Linked DNA regions of Homo sapiens: region 1 is linked to region 2. The links are chromatin loops, found by intact Hi-C in ENCODE. Cell type or tissue: CD4-positive, alpha-beta T cell. All regions are shown on one strand. Links, peaks and the distances in the headings refer to the core of each region. The heading gives the core; the rest is flanking DNA. Region 1 has its middle 10 kb from the start of GATAD2A. Region 2 holds the start of LOC105372309 (a long non-coding RNA gene).

The links. Peaks named below come from ENCODE experiments on the same cell type or tissue, not always from the same donor. Only the 100,000 strongest peaks of a DNase experiment are listed, where the experiment ranks them.
Region 1: a loop joins it to region 2, with 7 times the contacts of the local background. A loop is called at or near these places in 1 of 110 quality-filtered maps.

Annotation. Positions count from the first base shown.
Region 1 is chr19:19,392,995-19,397,382 of GRCh38, reverse strand. It overlaps a transcript of GATAD2A not described here. Among named protein-coding and RNA genes, the nearest start is that of GATAD2A, 10 kb to the left of the region's middle. RefSeq lists enhancers at 1,541-2,394, 2,416-2,505. In CD4-positive, alpha-beta T cell, for the core only: no CTCF peak of the experiment used is centred there; a DNase peak (open chromatin) is centred at 2,372; H3K27ac peaks cover 413 bases.
Region 2 is chr19:20,050,379-20,054,766 of GRCh38, reverse strand. It overlaps LOC105372309 (a long non-coding RNA gene), which reads left to right and starts at 1,974. Exons shown (of 3, transcript XR_936387.2): 1 at 1,974-2,204. RefSeq lists enhancers at 1,964-2,690, 2,691-3,418. In CD4-positive, alpha-beta T cell, for the core only: no CTCF peak of the experiment used is centred there; DNase peaks (open chromatin) are centred at 2,576 and 2,726; H3K4me3 peaks cover 1,614 bases; H3K27ac peaks cover 1,115 bases.

The DNA of each region.
Region 1 (4,388 bases), core at 165-4,164, 660 kb after region 2:
TACACATTACTCATTCTCCTGCTGAGGCAGGAGAATCGCTTGAACCCAGGAGGCGGAGGTTGCGGTAAGCTGAGATCACGCCATTGCACTCCAGCCTGGGCAACAAGAGCGAAACTCCGTCTCAAAAAAAATAAAAGCTCAATTTAAATACTATTTTGAGTTTAATCTTGGATCCTACTATAGCACATTTTAACTTTCTACCTTTGGAAGCAATTTTGGACTTTTCTTGCCAATGTGATCAGCTCAAACTCTGACTTTTAGAAGAGCATAACCTCCTCAGGTCAAGGGAACTCACTTGGCTGTTTTCAACTCCAGGTCTCTGCCTGTGCCCATGCTATGCCTCTTCTCAGAACACCTAGCCACTTAAGAAACCTAACGGCTGGGAGCAGTGGCTCACGCCTGTAATCCCACACTTTGGGATGCTGAGTTGGGCAGATTACGAGGTCAGGAGTTTGAGACCAGCCTGGCCAACATGGTGAAACCTCATCTCTACCGAAAATACAAAAATTAGCCCTGCATGGTGGCAGGCGCCTGTAATCCCAGCTACTCGGGAGGCTGACGCAGAAGAATGGCTTGAACCCAGGAGGTGGAGGTTGCAATGAGCTGAGACTGCACCATTGCACTCCAGCCTGGGCAACATAGCGAGACTGTCTCAAAAAAAAGAAAGAAAGAAAGAAAAGAAAAAGAAACCTAACAAACAGGTCGCGCACAGTGGCTCATGCCTGAAATCCCAGCACTTTAAGAGGCCAAGGCAGGCAGATCACCTGAGCTCAAGGTTTGAGCCTTTTTCCCAATTACCCCATCATGTTTCCTGAGGCACTTCAAGTCCATATGGAGAGTACAGTAAGGTGAGGCTGTAGGGGTTAAAGCTACAATGAACTAAGGGATCTCAACTGGGAAAAATCAACCAAACTAGGAACTTCCAGATCACTGGCCTTCAGACATGCTCAGCCTATTGGCCCAGTGTCAACTGGTTTGTTCTTGGGCAGTATTAACATCCACAGATTGTTGTCCAACCTCAGGTGCCAACCTCAAGAGAAACGGTCAGCCTAAATATGATTTTTTTTTCAGACGGAGTTTCACTTTTGTTGCCCAGGCTGGAGTGCAGTGGCATGATCTCAGCTCACTGCAACCTCCGCCTTCCAGGTTCAAGCGATTCTCCTACCTCAACCTCCCTAGTAACTGGGATTAGAGGCGCCCACCACCCAGCTAATTCGTATTTTCAGTACAGACAGGGTTTCACTATGTTGGCCAGGCTGGTCTCAAACTCCTGACCTCAGGCGATCCACCCGCCTCAGCCTCCCAAAGTGCTGGGTTTACAGGTGTGAGCCACCGTGCCCGGCTCCTAAATATGATTCTTTAACAACTACCTTTACTAGGCATCTACAACAGTCTGGCCGCTTGCTGTATGCTTACAAACAAACCAGCCCACAAACGAGGATTTGAGTTTAATTTTGAGGAAACTGAGGCTCAGAAAGAGTAGGCCACTTGAAGTTAGGCTATTTTTCTAAGGTCACATGCCAGCAAGTGGTAGAATCAGGATCAAGCCCAAAGTTTTTTGGCTCTAAAGTTTCTATGGCACAGGGACTCCCACCGTACTTTTATAAAGCAAAAAGCTGTAAGTAACTGCAAACGATTCTTCAAGAACACACTCTTCCTGAAGGACCTATCTACTGTCGGATTCTTTAAGTTCCATACACACCTCCAGGCAGCTCTTGGTGCAGACAAGCTCCCGAGGGGAACACTGTGATAATATAACAAGAAACCATCTTTTTGGCCGCCCTGCCAGATAGGCCTCTGAGTTTGTGGGTGTATTAGTTGAGACCCCAAAACTGGCAAGTACAGGTCCACTGGTGGCTTCCAGCTCTGACAAAGCGGCTTACCAAGGAAAAGGGGTAACTTGAACATGTTTTCTATTTTTTTTTTTTGAGACGGAATCTCGCTCTGTTGCCCAGGCTGGAGTGCAGTGGCATGATCTCAGCTCATTGCAAACCCCGCCTCCTGGGTTCAAGTGATTCTCCTGCCTCAGCCTCCAGAGTACCTGGGATTACAGGCGTGCACCACCACACCTAGCTAGTTTTTACATTTTTAGTAGGGACGGGGTTTCGCCATGTTGGCCAGGCAGGTCTCAAACTCCTGGGCTCAAATGATCCGCCTGCCTCAGCCTCCCAAAGTGCTGGGATTACAGGCGTGAGCCACCGCGCCCGGCCTTGAACGTATTTTCTGTGCTCAACTTGGAGCCCAAGAACTCAGCCTGTAAGGAGGGAGAACAGGAAGTCAGGAGGGAGCAAGCATCCACTTCCCAAGGGCAGCAGAGCCCAGAGGTGGGAGCCTGGTCACATGCACAGTTGCATTACTTGTCCACGCCCACTTCCGGCCTGGGCCTGCCTCTCCACCTCCAGAGTCAGAACTTGGGTGGAAGGGAAAAAAAAAGACAACCAGAAACTCTCCTTCTAACACCCTCCCTCTTGCCCTCGAGGCTGTGCCCAAAATGAATATCCCGCCTTGCTCTCCAGCCCCACCTCTCACAGATACACTTACTTAAGAAAAGCACCTGTCAAATCTAAGACTTCCAGCCTTGCCCAACATAAAAAAGTCTAAACAGCACCTTCCCAGTCCCAGTGTAAGAGGAAAGCCTGGGCCGGGAGTGGTGGCTCACGCCTGTAATCCCAGCACTTTGGGAGACCGAGGTGGGTGAATTTTCTGAGCTCAGTTCAAGACCAGCCTGGGCAACACAGTGAAACCCCGTCTCTACTAAAATACAAAAAATTAGCCAGGCATGGCAGCATGCCGCCTGTAATCCCAGCTACTCAGGAGGCTGAGACAGGAGAATCGCTTGAACCTGGGAGGCAGAGGTTGCAGTGGGCCAAGATCACACTACTGCACTCCAACCTGGGCAACACAGCGAGACTCCATCTCAAAAAAAAAAAAAAAAAAGAGGAAAGCCCGGGCAGAGGGAAATCCATGCACCAAGAGTCTACCAATACATAACAAAGCAGTCATCTATTGGAAATCTCATTATTCCTAAACCACCACCAACACCCAGGCAGCCCCAGCTTGTCTGAATGTTTTTAAGATTTCAACAAGGGAAGGGCTTTTAGAGCGGTTTATCACTTAGTGTAATATGCATTGCCATGAAGAAATGCCACAGGATTCCAAAAACACGTCTCCACTGACTTCAAGAAAGGCAAACTTGGCCAGGCATGGTGGCTCACACCTGTAATCCCAGCACTTTGGGAGGCCTAGGCGGGAGGATTGCTTGAGCTCAGGAGTTCGAGACCACCCTGGGCAACATGGTGAAACCCCCATCTCTACTAAAACACAAAAAATTAGCCAGCCGTGGTGGCAGGTGCCTGTAATCCCAGCTACTCGGGAGGCTGAGGTAGGAGAATCACTTGAACCCAGGAGGTGGAGGTTGCAGTGAGCCAAGATCACGCCACTGCACTCCAGCCTGGGCGACAGAGCAAGACTGTCTCCAAAAAAAAAAAAAGAAACAAAGGCAAACCTGAAAATGCTCCCTGCCGTGACCATTCTAGTTTCTCTCGTTTCTCCAAGATTACAGCCACAGTGGTCATGAATCAACTATCGCCAACAATCAAGTAGGAAAATGCCATAATTTCTGTCTCCTTTTAGAGACAGGAAACAGGAGCCCAGTGAGGAAATTAAAGAGGTAGTGAGGTTTCACTTCTACACCTCCAAGAAACCCCACCTGAAGCTCCCAATGAGGGTAGCTGCAGCACTTAGGGATATTCTCAAGAAACCTCACAATGTTCTTTCATTCATTTGCTTGTTTATTTGTCTGCAACTAAGATGTAAGCTTCTGGAAGGCCAGCTGTGTCAGTCCTGCTCACTGCCAGACCCCCATCACCAAGCATGAAAATGTTTTATCTTAGGCATGAAAGTGTTTGTTCCTGAATTATTTGTTCGCATAGGAAGTTACATGGGCCAGAAGATTTAACACTTTCTAATTTTTAATGTAATGTAAATTGCACTAGAAAACACACATACACCATATCTTATGGCCACACAAGTAAAGCTCTTAAGTGTTCACTTGTCCCTTATAATTTTTTTTTTTTTACACGGAATCTCACTCTGTCACTCAGGCTGGAGTGCAGTGGCCCGACCTCAGCTCACTGCAAACTCTGCCTCTCACTCAGGTTCAAGCCATTCTTGTGCCTCAGCCTCCCGAGTAGCTGGGATTACAGGCATGTGCCACCACGCCCAGCTAATTTTTGGATTTTTAGTAGACAGGGTTTTGCCATTTTGGCCAGGCTGGTCTCAAACTCCTGATCTCAAGTGATCCCCTGCCTCAGCCTCCCAAAGTGCTAGGGTTACAGGCGTAAGCCACCGCACCTGGCCCCTTATAAGCCAATTTAAAAGAATAAACT
Region 2 (4,388 bases), core at 83-4,082:
CCACTGCACCCAGCCTGACAAGTTTTTTTTAATGATACATCAATGTTGCATACCAGGTTTTATGAGAGTAAACATTTCTCTTATTATTGTTTTGAAGTTTCATATTAGTGTGTTTTTTCAGTGTAGGTTTTTTTTTTTTTTTTGGAGATGGAATCTCACTCTGTCACCCAAGCTGGAGTGCAGTGGTACAATCTCAGCTCACTGCAACCTCTGCCTCCCGGGTTCAAGCGATTCTTCTGCCACATCCTCCCAAGTCCCTGGGACTATAGGCACGTGCCACAATGCCTGGCTGATTTTTGTGTTTTTAGTCGAGATGGGGGTTTCACCATATTGGCCAGGCTGGTCTCGAACTCCTGACCTCGTGATCTGCCTGCCTCAGCCTCTCAAAGTGCTGGGATTACAGGCATGAGCCAACGCGCCAGGCCTCATTTGTATTTCAATAGGGTCTCATTCGGTCAACCAGGCTGATTTGCAGGGCTCACTGCTGCCAGAACCTCCCAAACTCAGATGATCCTCTCATTTCAGCCTCTCAAGTAGCTGATTTACAAGTATTTGCCATCGCACCCAGCTAGCTTTTTTGTATTTTTTTGTAGAGACAGAGTTTTCCCATGTTGCCCAAGCTGGTGGTGAACTCCTCAGGTCAAGTGATCAGCCCATCTTGGCCTTCCAAAGTCCTAAGACTACATTTCATTTTATTAAGTAGTTTACTTAATTTATATTTAAAATAATTTATTAAGGAAATGAAGTTATTACTAGTTATATTGTTATTGTTTTATGTGTTTCTAGTAGTTATATTTTTCTCATTTTCTGTTTTACTTGGTTTCTTTTTTTTTTTTTTTGAGACGGAGTCTTGCTCTGTCACCAGGCTGGAGTGCAGTGGCGTGATCTCGGCTCACTGCAATCTCTGCCTCCCGGGTTCAAGTGATTCTCCTGCCTCAGCCTCCCGAGTAGCTAGGACTACAGGCACGTGCCACTAAGCCCAGCTAATTTTTGTATTTTTAGTAGAGACAGGGTTTCACCATGTTAGCCAGGATGGTCTCCATCTCTTGACCTTGTGATCCACCCGCCTCAGCCTCCCAAAGTGCTGGGATTACAGGTGTGAGCCACCACACCCAGCCTGTTTTACTTTCTTAATTTTTATTTAACTTTCTATTGGCATGCTTTGATTGTATTTTATTTTGCATACTTTCTATAAATATTATCTTTGTAATCATCTTGAAAACTGAAGATTACACACACCTTTTTTTTTTTTTTTTTTTTTTTTTGAGGTGGAGTTTTCCTCTTGTTGCCCATGCTGGAGTGCAGTGGCGCTATCTCGACTCACCGCAACCTCTGCCTCCCAGATTCAAGTGATTCTCCTACCTCAGCCTTCCGAGTAGCTATGATTACAGGCATGCGCCACCATGCCCGACTAATTTTGTATTTTTAATAGAGATGGGGTTTCTCCATGTTGGTCAGTTTGGTCTCGAACTCCCTACCTCAGGTGATCCACCCACCTCGGCCTCCCAAAGTGCTGGGATTACAGGCGTGAGCCACCGCGCCCGGCAACCTGATGGGTTTCAAATGACCCCCCGGGTGCTCCACATCTCAAAAGTTGCTCCCATGAATCTGGAATGCTATCTGTTCCTTGGGGATCAGGTCCCACCTGTGTCTCTGAGACACTGACTTGAGATGAGGCCAATGAGTTCAAGCATAAATTGCCTAAGTCATCATCAGCTTCATGTTGTGTTCTGGAGCTTGTCCACTTAAGAGGGTTGATTTAAAAATGGCTCACAAGACACATGCCTGGGAAACGGAGTTTTCTCCTTTGCTCTTAGCAGATCTTGGGCAACCCAATAATTAACCTTCTTGATTTCTCAACTTTCACATTTGCGAAAAAGGCGCTAATGCCCGTGACATTTCCCTGAAGACACAGTCCTTGTCACCCCCTACAAAGCTCTGAAGTTGTGCACAGGTGGGCCAGGTGGCTGATTTCTCTCAAAAGCAGCTGAGCTCGCGCTCTGGCTAGAGAAGGCAGAGGGCTGCGGCACAACGGACATTGTCTCAGACATCAGGACAGTTTCCATTGCAGTTTAGGAAAGAAGGCAGCTCCCTGGGCTGGAAATGACGCAACACTCTGGAAAGACCCTTGGGTGCGGGTGAGAGAGGCAACCCAGCTGCATAGGGCCAATGAGAGGAGGCCGAACCACCCGATTTGGACAAAGGTGAGGTATACTTCCTAGCCTAATACCCTCCTCAATGCCCAGCCCAGACCTACCCTTCACGTCCCTAGCTGTATTCACTCTCCCTGGCAACGGGGCGGCATGGAATTGGCTGCTAGCAATGCTTTGGACACCGGTAAGTCCACACCTCTCAGCCCCTACCTCCAGGACTACGCACCGCCCCCATGCATACTGGGATTGTAGTTCTGAAGCTACCTACTCATTGGCTAAAAACCGTGAAGAGACTACAGCTCCCAGCATATCAGGCGCGGCGCGCACCGCCCTGCCCCTTCCTCTAGTGCTGCGAACTGCTCCCGATCCTGGTACAGGCTGGGATTGTAGGTCCCGTAGCCTTGTGGCCAAAAGGCTGGGAGTTGCCATGAGACTACATCTCCCAGAAAGCTCAGCGAGGCGCGCGCCGTTCTGCCGCTTCTTCCAGTGATGCGCACAGTCCCTGATCCCTGTGCGCGCTGGGATTGTAGTCCCGCAGCCCTGCCATCGCTGGCCGGCATTGGTTAAGAAATTTTAGCTCCCGGCATGGTGGGCGAAGCCTCCACCTTCAGCGTCGCTCCTCCATGCCTTCAGAGCAGTTCCGCCCTGCGGAGGGGGAGCCTTCCTGTTCTTTAACCTCTCCTACCTGACGGGAGTGAACGTAGCCAGGGCAGCTTGTCTCAGCAAGTAACTGTGATCCCGCCTCCCCCAACGTGCTGGTTTCCTGACTTCCAAAGTGCCGAAAGTTTGATTTCTCACAGACCCTCAAGGGTCTGGGATCGTTTCCCAGCCTGCTCAAAGTTGCCATGGTACTCACCCTCTGGGAAGTTGGAACACTCAGTGACACCATGTGTTCCTTGAAACTAATCTGTGTCGCCTTTTAGGCTTTTGAGACCACTTGAACTCTGACTTTGTGGCATTTATTACCAAATCTACTAAAATGGGTCAACTGTCTGATTTTACCTCCTTTTCCACACATGTTGGTTAGGTAATTTGTTGATTAGACATGGTTTCCTCCAAAAGGGGATTATCTCTTCCTGATTGCCTCCAAGAGAAGGATGAAACGGTTGGGGGCTCTAAGGATCTATTTCCCAAATTTGAGATTCCACATTGATCATTCCTGGGCAAAATGTGGCATTCTTTTCCATAACCACAACCTTAGGCCAGCCTGAGTGCCATCGCAGCCCAATAGGGCTTATGGGACTCCAACTTAGTTCTGGTTAAGTTTTGTGTAAATATACTTGTCTGTATTTCACCTGGCTCTACTGGATAAAATGTCTAGGAGAAAGTAGGAGGTAAGAAGAATATGGGTGAAATTATAGGTAATGGAATGGGACACACTGGTTCTGTGGAGGTAGAGAGAGAACAACAACCTAAAACCCAGGGAATGAACAACTTACCTCAGAAGTTATGGAGAATGAAGGGGCATTAATAAGTTTTTGTCTTTCTGAATTACTCCTTGTGCAACCCAGAAAAGAGTATGGGAATCCTTTTGGGCCAGGATAGGAGTAGTATTTGTTAGACCAGAAGGTAAGGCAGAGGCTGTGAATTCATCTCCTCCTTTTGGCTGCCCATATTACCCTTAAGAATCCTTTGAGACTATTCTGTCTCTGTGATGTAGGTGTGGAATTCTAGGGGGCAGCGTGCACACTCAATGCCTAGCTTCCTGAGACCACAGTTCCTTCAAATGATGGATGATATGGTTTGGCTGTGTCCCCACCCAAATCTCATCTTGAATTCTAGCTCCCATAATTCCCGTGTGATATGAGAGGGACCTGGAGGGAGGTAATCGAATCACGGGTGTGTGTCTTTCCCAAGCTGTTCTTGTGGTAGTGAATATATGTCACGAGATCTGATGGTTTTATAGAGGGCAGTTGGCCTGCACATGCTCTCTTGCCTGCCACAGTGTAAGATGTGACTTTGCCTCTCCTTGCCTTCCTCCATGATTTTGAACCGACCGCCCACCTCCAGCCATGTAGAACTGTGAGTCAATTAAACTTCCTTCCTTTATAAATTACCCAGTCTTGGGTATGTCTTTTTATTAGTAGCATGAGAACAGGCTAATACTATGGAGAACAGCTGCTTTTTTCAGAAGAGACTCAGTCCCCCATAGGTAAGCTGAAGCTGGAAGCTAGGCAGCATTGATTACATTTTCTCCTTCTGTGAACTGGGGCTTCTCTTTCTGAGAACTGGGGC